2 separate regions of the Mus musculus genome follow, and region 1 is linked to region 2. The links are chromatin contacts, found by Hi-C or POLR2A ChIA-PET in ENCODE. All regions are on one chromosome and are shown on one strand. Each heading gives the region's core, a stretch centred on a gene start or an enhancer-like site at or near the end of the contact. The rest is flanking DNA. Distances are from core to core; before and after follow the strand shown.

The links. A loop is a pair of places that touch in the nucleus more often than their neighbours do. ChIA-PET counts read pairs that join two places held with the same protein, here RNA polymerase II (POLR2A).
Region 1: POLR2A ChIA-PET joins it to region 2 with 24 read pairs in Patski. The contact joins the promoter of 9330179D12Rik here to the promoter of Tigar in region 2. A Hi-C loop is called at or near these places in 1 of 37 maps with a recorded cell type or tissue (heart). POLR2A ChIA-PET finds 5 or more read pairs at or near these places in 2 of 5 experiments (Patski and embryonic stem cell).

Annotation. Positions count from the first base shown.
Region 1 is chr6:127,145,369-127,150,779 of GRCm38, forward strand. 9330179D12Rik (RIKEN cDNA 9330179D12 gene) reads left to right here and starts at 4,021. Exons shown (of 3, transcript NR_040274.1): 1 at 4,021-4,195. It overlaps Ccnd2 (cyclin D2), which reads right to left. Exons shown (of 5, transcript NM_009829.3): 1 at 5,214-5,411; 2 at 3,296-3,511; 3 at 655-814. The coding sequence starts at 5,405.
Region 2 is chr6:127,107,448-127,113,069 of GRCm38, forward strand. It overlaps Tigar (Trp53 induced glycolysis regulatory phosphatase), which reads right to left and starts at 2,105. Exons shown (of 6, transcript NM_177003.5): 1 at 1,989-2,105. The coding sequence starts at 2,020.

The sequences.
Region 1 (5,411 bases), core at 2,771-5,270, 40 kb after region 2:
TGCTATTTGTGATTTCTTATGTAGATATATGATATGCAGGATATCTGATATGCAGGATATCTGATACGTAAGCCCTGTGGGATGTATCGACCCACAGGTTGAGAAATGTTGTGCTAGGGTCTTCTACCCAGGTGTGAAGCCAATAAAGCTATGTATCAAAAATCCTCTCCAGAGCTCAGAATAAACGGATCTTTGCTTAAAGGTTCACTCCCTTGTCAACAGGAAACAGCAAGAAGGCAATAAACCAGCTCCACGGTGAAGGAATTCCTTCCCCCTTATCAGGGCGGGCACCATGTTTATCTTGTCGTTGGTCCTTTAACCTATATTTGCCCCCACCTTCCTTAAATTCCCTTTAGGGCTTATCTCCAAGCCGTCCTTTTCCTCAAAAGATTAAAGATTTAAACACAACCAGAGAGCAGTATCTATAATCTTCAAAGGGCACTTTAGACACCATAAACAATATTTTAGCAGGCACCGACTCCCTTCCCCTTACCATACTTGCCCTCATAAAGAACTTACGAGTGAAGCAGAGAGAGAAAATGTTCTAGTTCCGAGAAAGCACGAGCGAGGCTCCAGGCTGGCTTACTCAGACTTGCCTAGACACCCAACCCCACCTCCCATGGCCCCGTGGAAGCCCCGTGAGCCCCCTCTCACCGGTAGCGCACAGAGCGATGAAGGTCTGCGCATGCTTGCGGATCAGGGACAGCTTCTCCTTTTGCTGGGGCAGCTTGCGAAGGATGTGCTCAATGAAGTCGTGAGGGGTGACTGCGGCCAGGTTCCACTTCAGCTTACCCAACACTACCAGTTCCCACTCCTGCAAAGGGTGGGAGGAAGAGGGCAGAGCTCTAAGAATCCATAGACTGACTCCAGGCCCGGGTTGGGGGCTGGGTTCCCGGCCAGCTCTGAAGATGCTCCTTAAGGCTCCACTGCAGCCTCATCTGTCACTGTGCCCCTCATGCTTTGAAGTTGCTCCTGGCTCTTCTTGGGCTAAAAAAAAGTCAGGCTCCACTGAAAATAATGAGAGGCCAGGTAACTACTGCCAAGACCAGCCTTTACTCTAGTTTTCTTCCTACCTCACCCCTACCCCTGACTCCACAAAATGTTCTTGCCTGCCCACTCAGAAAGGTGGGCCTATAGTAAGATCTAGCTAAGGCCACTGTGGTGCTGCGGTGAGAATTTGTTGGCTAAGTCTCTTTACTCCTCATGGAAAAAAATGATGCTTACAGATGCAGAATAGCAGAAGCCTCCTTGGCCCAACTCCTTGGCAGCCAGTTCGCTGGCCTTTCCTTGTGGGGGAAGAGTATCATTTTCCCTCTCTGCTGCCAACACCTTCCCCTTTGACACACCATGAAGAAGTCTTGGGATATGACACTCACCCTTTCACCTAAATCTTCACTGGCCTTTGTCTTCATGGCTAAAGGGCCTGAGGTGGTCACTTGTGACTCCATTTTGCACACTATGATTTGGGGCAATGTGGAGGTGCTTAAACAGGGTCAGCCCATGTACTGGGCTGTAACGGTCTCTTTTAGGGGGCTCCACTGCACCCCACTAGTAGGCTACTTTGTGCCTCTCCTTTTGTAAAATAAACATGGGGAATAATGTTCAAATGAACTGGACTAAATATAATAATACCCCAAAGAGATGCACACCTGGAAGTGCATGTCTGGGATTCTACCTCTTTAAGGCTAGAAGTTTGAGGCTAGCTTGAAATTATGCAAAGGTCCCAATTTTTGTTTGTTTTGGTTTCGTTGGGGGGGGGGGTGCAAACAAAAGGAAATGATCCTGGTCAATCAGTAGGATTCAAAAGCGCAGGATGCTACTACTGCCGGGCAGTGACTGACTCTTCAGTTCACCTGGCTCCATCTGCTAAACTTGGGGACCGGCTATAAAGCCCCTGTCAGCTGGACCAGCTATGGTGTTTCCTGGAGCAAGCTCCCCTCACGTGTAAAATAGGAAGGTTCTTCTAGGGTGCATAACTTATGGATGGGAGGAGATGGGAAGCTGGCACACTTTATTTGGAGAATTGAGTTAGCTTTGCCGGTCCTGGAAAAATTAGGGTGTCTTGAAAAATACCTCCAGTCCTCCAGCACACCAGACACATAGAAGATTCTTTTTCATGTTTTGTTTTGTTTTGTTTTTTTCTTTTTGAATAGACAAGCTGGCCTCCAATTCTAATCTTATTTTTTTTTCCTCCCCACAAGCTTTCAAGTCTGCCTGGGTTTTTTGCAGGAAGTTAGGATAAAAAAAAAAAAATTCCTTAACTACGTAAAAATCAGAAATGGCTTGAATCCCAAACCCTTCCTTCTTCCAGGGCAATGTGAGCACAAACTCGTCCTCTGGCACCATTATTGAAAGAAGCAGATCTTCCAGAAGAAAGCACCTTTAGGGGCCTCTTACACCAAACCAGAAGCAGCTGAAATCTGGCAGTGTTTCAAAGGTGAAGTCATTCAGGCCCCTCTTTGCGTTCTAGGCAATTCCTCCCCCAGCCTTGCACATGTCTGCCACTAGGTGGCAGCACAGACCCAGAAAGGACGGCTCCTCACAAAGGGCTCAGTTCAAGAAGCCAGTCTTTGCCCAGGAGATTAAGCAGGCCCAGGCAATGGCAGCAAGGGGGAGGGAGTCGATAGAGGGGGTGGTCTTCTTTCACCAGTGCAAGGTGTGCAAACCACTGTAAAAGAGAGCTGCAGAACCTTCAGTGTGTGGCATTAACATGGGGGTAGGGGGAAGTGCATGAGAAAAAAAAAGGTAGATGGTTGGGAGAAAACCAAGACAGGACCCCCTGGGGACTGTATCCAGGTCACTGTGCCTTTTGGAGCTGAACTCTCATGCTTCAGATCCACCAATAGAAAGGCAGATGTTGATTTTGCATCCAAGTTAATATGTTCATACTTAGTGCTTTGTTGGTACTTAGTGATCAGCTACTATGTTTGTCCATGAGACTTTATTGGTCTTTAAGACATTACCTGTTACACCTCCAGGGTCTTGGGAAACAACACAAACTAGAATGTGAGAAATCAGACCGTGTTCTCAGGGTTCAGTGGAAATCTGGACCTTAATTATAACATCATTAACTAGAATATTCTATTTATGCCCCCCCCCCACCCACACACACAACAGAATTTCACCCTCATGAATTTCCATGAGGCACTGATAGCTTTGCTCACTCCCTGATGTGGGAAGACTAGCTCTCTCCTACTAAAGGACATCTTTTTTTTTTTTCTTACAGTCTTGGTTAGTGTGGCGGCCTTAGTGTGATGGGGAAGGGCAGAGTCAGGAGCAGGGAGGGCGGCATTACCAGCAGCTCCTGGGGCTTCACAGAGTTGTCGGTGTAAATGCACAGCTTTTCCGCAGTCAGCGGGATGGTCTCTTTCAGCTTGGAAGCTAGGAACATGCACACTGCACCCAGGAGCTGAAGATGGGTCTTAGGAGTCGGGACTCCAGCCAAGAAACGGTCCAGGTAATTCATGGCCAGAGGAAAGACCTCTTCTTCACACTTTTGTTCCTCACAGACCTACAATCAAGAGTGGGGTAGGGTCCGAGGGGGATAGGGAAAAATTAGTATCAGAAACAGAGGGAAAAGAAAAATAAAAGCATAATCTGAGATAACAAAAAGAATTTTTTATGTGTGTGTGGGGAGGGGGAGGAGAGTAGAAAGGATAGTAAGAATAGAGATGAGAACGGTGGGGTAAATCCGAAGGGCTCCTGGGGTTCGGGTATTCCCGCAAAGCTGAAAAAGGTGATGAACTAAAACCTCCACAAACCCCAAGGCAAAGCCCAGAGCCGCCGCCGCCTGCCGTTCCCTCTGGCTCACTTCTCAGCACACCAACTCACTCTTTTTTGGATTTCGTCATCTTTTCAAAAAATCAATAAAAATATTCTGGAAGCTCCGAAAGTCTACTTCTTGGTCTCGTTCGGATCCTCAGATCCTATTCTACCATTCCCGACAATTGAAAAAAATGTCCAGGGTGGTCTCGGCGGTCCAGGGGCCGCTGTTCGGTGGGTGGGTGGAGGAGAGAGGGGGAGGGAGGAGGAGGAAGCGCGCCTCGGCCGGCCGCCGCAGTTGGAGTCGGAGCAGGGGGGAGCAGTTTCAAAAAATTATTAAAAATCGAGGGAAAATCCTAGAAACGCTCTGTGGGCCTGAAAACCCCAGAGAGGTCCCAGGCTCCCTGGAAAAGAGGTTTCGGGTGTCCGTAAGGTCGGTATCTCCACCCCAGGGGCTCTAGATCTCAGTGGGGGAAACTTGCGGAGTGTTCGGCTGCGGCCCACAAGGGCAGTAGCTAGGAAGGCTGTGCCTGCTGGGGGTTGGGTGAGACGAAACCAGGGAACCCCCCTCCAGGAGGCATGCGGGACTCTGACCTCTCATTTGGGGGTGCCCCCTAGCCTGCTCTACACACCTCCTCCCCCGCTTCCTACCCCACCCAAATCTGCGCGCTCAAGAAGCAGCCAAACTGTAAGTAACCTTGGTGAACCGAGGGCTGGGGAAGAGGGCACGATCAGAAAGAGGGTGCCCAGGATCATGGGGTGCTGAGAGGGGGTGGGGGCGCCGGCGAATGTTGCCAGTCCTTGTAAATGGAGTTTGCAAAGCAACATGGCGAAACCACGGCAGGTCCAGAGCTGTGCATACGTGGGCACCCTGCTCTCTCGGCAAAGATTGCAAGCAAGGCTAAAGCAGCGGTTCTTTCAGATTGCCCTAAACGCACGTTTTTTTCAGTATGACTTCCGGGGCTCTCCTGAATTCCCTGTTTCTCCCCCACCCCCACCTCCTGCCAAAGTGCCAACGCGGAGTCCTAAGGCTCAGACGGTTTGCCCCAACCCTGAGAGTCGGGGGCGGGGGGGGGCTCTTTATATGTTGGTATGGATTGTTAGGTCGCAACACCCTCTGGGGCCTCACTGAAGGCAGCCGGGGTTGCTTCCACACCACAGGTCAGAAATGGAGATGGGAAGACGAGGAAGCCACATGCAGGCACACGCGCGGGATGCCAACCCCCCGGGGGGGGGAGGACATCCTCACTCACCCAAGTTTTCCTCCACTAGTTAATCTAGCAAGGGACAGAATTAGCGTCTCGCCCAAGGGTGCGGGGCTACCTCGCGCACGAGCGGGGGAGGCCAGCGCAGGGGTAGTTCTCCCGCAGTTTTTAGGATCTCTGCGTGTTGGAGGTAGGGATGGAGCGGCTGGGCTTGCCTCTCCCTGAGAGCGTCGCCCGCACACCTACCTCTAGCATCCAGGTGGCCACCATCCTGCGCATGTACGGTTGGATGTCCTTCTGCACGCACTTGAAATAGGAACACTGCGGGAGGTAGCGCTCCTCGATGGTCAACAGGTTCTGCAGAACGCGGTCTTCCAGCAGGTTGCGGTCCGGCACGGCCCTGCGGACCGGGTCCACCTCGCAGCACAGCAGCTCCATAGCCAG
Region 2 (5,622 bases), core at 855-3,354:
TTGCTTTAAATTTGTCTTGCATTATAGTACAGCCCAATGTAATTAGCCAACTTTCCCATGAGTTGTTAGATTTACCTATGGTGACTACCAGTCAAATGTGAAAGCATGTTTGTTCTTGAACCAACCAGGCTTCTATCTGTCACAAGTCCAACAGAAAGAGGAAACCTGGGATGACCATGCCAGGACAGCAGCTAGCCACAGCCCTGTCTATTTCAACATACTAGTCTTCCTGTGTCTAAAAGAGAATAAAACTTTGAGACAGGATTCCACTATGTTCCTCTGGCTGCTAATGTAGACCAGGCTGGCCTTCAACTCTTCTACCTACTGACTGCTGGGGTTTTAAGTATGCTGCCACAACTGTTGAAGAAACCTATTCTTACTACCCACTAAAATTAGACCAGGTGATATTTCCAAGTGACCTTCGAACACTAGGCTTTAAGATAACCAAGAAGCAGAGAATAGTGGGTTAATTTGCTCTGGTTCAAATACTTGCCCCACAACTTTAAGTTCCCTGGAGTCTGACTCCCCTTACTCTCCAGTGAATCACAGATACTCCATATTCACACAGATATTGCCCGTTAAGAATCTAAGTAGGGGGCGGGCGGTGGTGGCGCACGCCTTTAATCCTAGCACTTGGGAGGCAGAGACAGGCGGATTTCTGAGTTCAAGGCCAGCCTGGACTATAAAGTGAGTTCCAGGACAGCCAAGACTACAGAGAAACCCTGTCTCGAAAAACCAAAAAAAAAAAAAAAAAAAAAATCTAAGTAGGGATCGTTTCCCAGCAGGGTCTACATTGAAAAGAGGACAAGGGGGTTCATGTTCCTTTAGTGCTCCCAATAAAGCGGTATCATCTCCCGGAACATTCTAGAAAGCACAGGGACACAGAAAGACACAGGGAACCAGAGTTCTAATTTAGCCACTAAAATCCCTGAATCCTAAAGGTCCACTTCACATGATGCTGGAGACCATCTTCCTATAAAGAGGAAGCTGGACAGAAAAAGCATGCGTTGAAGAAGGTCGCCACAAGGTTCAAACGCTGTCAGCGTTCCTGTGAGCCCTATGAAGCCGGAAACGGTAATCAGTCCCGCTCCGAGAAGCTGTTCTGATAAGCCCTGACTACACAGGTGAGACTCAGCTGCTTTTTATCTGAGCTTTGCTTACAGAAGAACACGTTATTTAATTCTCGGGCATATTTCTTCCTCTCTGCTCCATGTGCTCCATCCTCTCCATTTGGTTAGATCCAGAGAGATTAGAAAGACTGCTGCCACCAATCTGCTTATCGGAACGCAGGTCAGAAAGATTAAGTCTGTCCTACGAGGCAGCTACTGAATCCCAACGAGGAGCCTGAATCCCAACCAAGCAACGCCTTGAAACTTCCCTCCTCTTACCCACCCTGAATCTGCCTACCATCATCACCAGGCAAACATGTACTGGGAAGGAAAACGATAGGTGACCTAAAGCCAGATTCTGCTCCATGAAATCTGTCATGATAAAAATGTTTGTTCAGGGTGATGCAGTCGACTGAGACGGAGATCTCGAACTCTCTAATTTTTTCCCTCAGAACTGTAGCCTCTGAAGGGAGGTAAATTGCAAAAGTACCCCCGATGCAAGGAGAAAGGGGGAGGGGAGGGTGAGAAAATAAGGCAACCAGCATAGGATAGATGAGGTGTGGCTCAGCAATTCTAAAAACTCTGGAATTTACTAGGGGGCAGAAAAGGTCACACTGAAAAGTCGAGAGGCCGGGTCATGTCTTCTCGCAATGGCTGGGAACCGTGATCGTGTGCTTCTCCACACTTCTTTCCTCGTGGAAAACGCAAGGCTCTTGACATTTAAGACCCGGCTTCCTCACGCAGGGTGTCGCGGATAAAAGATTGGACACGAGAGGATGCAAAGAAAAAGCACATGGAAAGCCCACCCTCCCCGGATTGGAGCACGTAGGGACCAGAAGAGACCCAGGCCAGGAAGCTCCCGGCAACTGCGATACTCACTGGCGGATAACGGTCAAGGCGAAGCGCGGCATTTTGGCACAAGACGCGTGAGCCACGACCCGGCTCTGCAGCAGCACCTCGCTGCGCCTGACTCTGGGACCACTTTGCCTGCACTACTTCCGTCTGCACGGCGGACCGGCCCCGTAGCTATTGGTCGAGGCGGCTGAACGTCACCACAGGGTTGCCAATAAAGGTGGAGCCTGAAACCGGAGAAGCCCCGCCCAGGCCAGTGGCGCTTGCGCTCCTGCGCGCCAACCTGTGATTGGCGCCTGGCAGGTGCGCGCGGCCCCGCCCTGGGTTAACGCCCTGGAGTCTTGCCAGAGCTAGACCGCCGCCTGCACCAGGGACAGATAAGGACTGCTTTGATTGTTTTATGCTGAACTGATTTGAGGAAGGCGTGCAAGGTGTAGTGTGCCTGTAGTGTGCCAAGGCGATGGCTCTCCTCTGGTGGTTACACAGCCAGACTGCATCCTTTGAGGGTTAGCTGTTATCCTTTACCTGGGAAGTGAGGTCAAAGTAGGTATGTAGATCCAAACCAACCTAGTTTCTCTCTCAACTTCTTAACCAAAGACTTTTGTCAGGCCACTTTCTTGCCTTCTGCTTTGCTGAGCCTGGTCCTCCCAAACATTATTACCAAGTATTTTCGCTAATGCTGCTATCATTTATAATTAAGTTACTCTAGAGCTCTCCACTGATACCTGTTGTATTAAGAGTTTAATTCAACCATTTCTTAAAATAATTCCTATTGTAATGAACGTTATCTCTGTTGCACTGATCTAGAGGAAAGTCGTTTCCTTAAAAACAAATGCAGGGACAAAGGTTCTGTATAAAACCCCTCGAGAGGGGTTGGGGAGTTGGCTTAACCCTTTAAGAGCCCAGATTATTTGCTCCTCTGGAGAACCAGGTTCAAAGCCCAGTGCACCCACAGAGGCAATCAAACATCTGTAACTGCAGTTCCAGGAAGACCATTTACTTTCTGCTGACCTCTGGGCTCACGTTATGCACAGACATTCAGGCAGAGCACCTAGACACATAAAATAAAAAGAAATATCAACAAATAAATAGATGTCTTCAAGACTGAGACTGAGCCTCTAGTCCTCAGCCATATAATAGGAACATAGGGACAAAAGGGCTATAGGGGCTGGAGGTCAACAGCCTGTGCCCAGCCAGCCAGGCCTGGCCATCTAGCCTTCCTAAGACAACTGAGAGCCAAATAAATAGTGAGGGAAAAAAAGGAGGAAAAAGAGGTTTATTCAGTGTATCCACTGTTCCTCACCTCAGTCCATTGGTGGGATCCTAAATTTTCTCTGAAATTTTAAATGGAAGCTAAGAGATAGACATGCCTAAGCAGCCCAGCCACCAAGGTGTAGTCGCCCACAGAGGAATGTCTCATCTCTGCCTATCTCTAGCAAGTGATGTTCCTTCCAGAGACTGTTCCCTCCTCTGACTGCCTTCAGGACTTTTTCTCACTCCAGCAAGAGATTCCCGGAGAGATGGAGAGACTCCCAGTCTCTTGGGATCCATTGTTTCAACAGACTCATAGCCAAAGAGAGGGCACAAGAGTCCCTTTTGGCTATATTTATTTTTACCAAGTATGGTGGCACATACCCTTAGCCCCAGCACTCAGGAGTCAGAGGCAAGAAAATCTTCTGAGTTTTAGGTCAGCCTGGTCTACACAGGGAGTTCCAGGCATCAGGGGTTACATTGTTAGCCCCTGTCTGATGATGATGATGATGTGATGATGATAAAACAATATACTGGCTAGTTCTATGTCAATTTGACACAAGCTAATGTTATCTAAAAGAAGTTGTCTTAGTTAGGGTCTTATTGATGTGAAGAGACACTGTGATGGCTATTCTCAGTTGCTAATTTGACTGTGTCTGGAATGAACTTCAGTCCAAAAATGGGAGCATGGCTGTGATCCAGATCTTGAGGCTGGAAGATTTTGATCTGGATTTTGAAGCATAGTGGCCATGAAAAGCTTAGGCCCAGGCAAAGTGATACACCCCTTTAATCCCAGGAGACAGAGGCAATCGAATCTCTAAGTTCAAGGCCAAGCTGGGACAAAGCAAGTTCCAAGTAAAGAACAAGTTAGGTCCAGGCACGGTGGTGCACACCTTTAATCTGGGCCTTCCCCTCTGCTGGAGGCCGACATGGGAACAATGGACAACCTTCTTCCCTGCCTGCTTGCACTTTCTTGCCAGCACATCTGTCGGAACCTACTCCTTCAGCATTCCAGCTTACGCAGAAGACCAGCTGCAACAACTAGCCTCGTGGGACTGAGCAACCGCTAGATTCTTAGACTTCCCATTCACAGCTGACCATTGTTGGGTTAGGTGGACTACAGACTGTAAGTCATTCCAATAATTTCCCTTACTACATAGAGACATTACAGAACTTCTGTGACTCTCAACAACCCTGACCAGTACAGATACCATGACCAAGCCAACTTGTATAAAGGTAAACATTTAATTGGGGCTGGTTTACAGTTTCAGGGGCTCAGTCCATTATCGTTAAGGCAGGAAGCATGGCAACATCCAGGCAGGCATGGTGCAGAAAGGGTTGAGAGTTCTACATCTTGATCTGAAGGCATCCAGTAGGAATGGGAAGTGATACACCCCTTTAATCCCAGGAGACAGAGGCAATCGAATCTCTGAGTTCAAGGCCAAACTGGGACCAAGCAAGTTCCAAGTAAAGAACAGGTTAGGTCCAGGCATGGTGGTGCACACCTTTAATCTGGGCCTTCCCCTCTGCTGGAGGCCGACATGGGAACATATAGGGAAATTATTGGAACTATGGAAACATTCCAATAGGGAAATTATTGGAATGACTTACAGTCTGTAGTCCACCTAACCCAACAATGGTCAGCTGTGAATGGGAAGTCTATCTTCCACACTAGGTGGAGTTTCAGCACTAGGAGACCCCAAAACCCACCTACACAGTGACACACTTCCTCCAACAAGGCCACACCTCCTACCGGTGCCACTTCCCATGGGCCAAGCATATTTAAACCACCACAGAAGGGAACCTCAATGGAGAAAGTTCTTCCATAATGTCTTGCTGTAGGAAATTTTTTTTAAAAATTAGTGATTGATGGAGGAGGGCCCAGCCCATTATAGGACTGGTACTATTCTTGGGCTGAGAAAGCCATGCGGAGCAAGCCCATAAGCAGCACTCCTCTATGCCCCCTGCTTCAGCTCCTGACTTCAGGTTCCTGCCTTATTTGAATTCCTGTCCTGACTTCTTCAGTGATATGCTAAAATGTGGAAGTGTGAAGTGTACTCAAAATAAACTCATTCCTTCCCAGCTTGATTTTGGTCTTGGTGCTTTATTACAGCAATCGAATTTAGATGACTATGACATTATAGACAATATATATATATATATATATATATATATATATATAGAGAGAGAGAGAGAGAGAGAGAGAGAGAGAGAGGCAGGCTGTTTAACTATAGGCCCAAGCCTTACATGGGTCATAATTAATGTTGGATGTGTTGTCTTCTTGTATTTTTCTAAATCCTTGCATTTGACAGTCTATGTGTGGTGATTTCCCAATTATAGTTTAGATAAGAGATAGAATGTTTGAGACAGATTCAACAGTGTATCATTGCATTTGACCTTGTAGCAACTG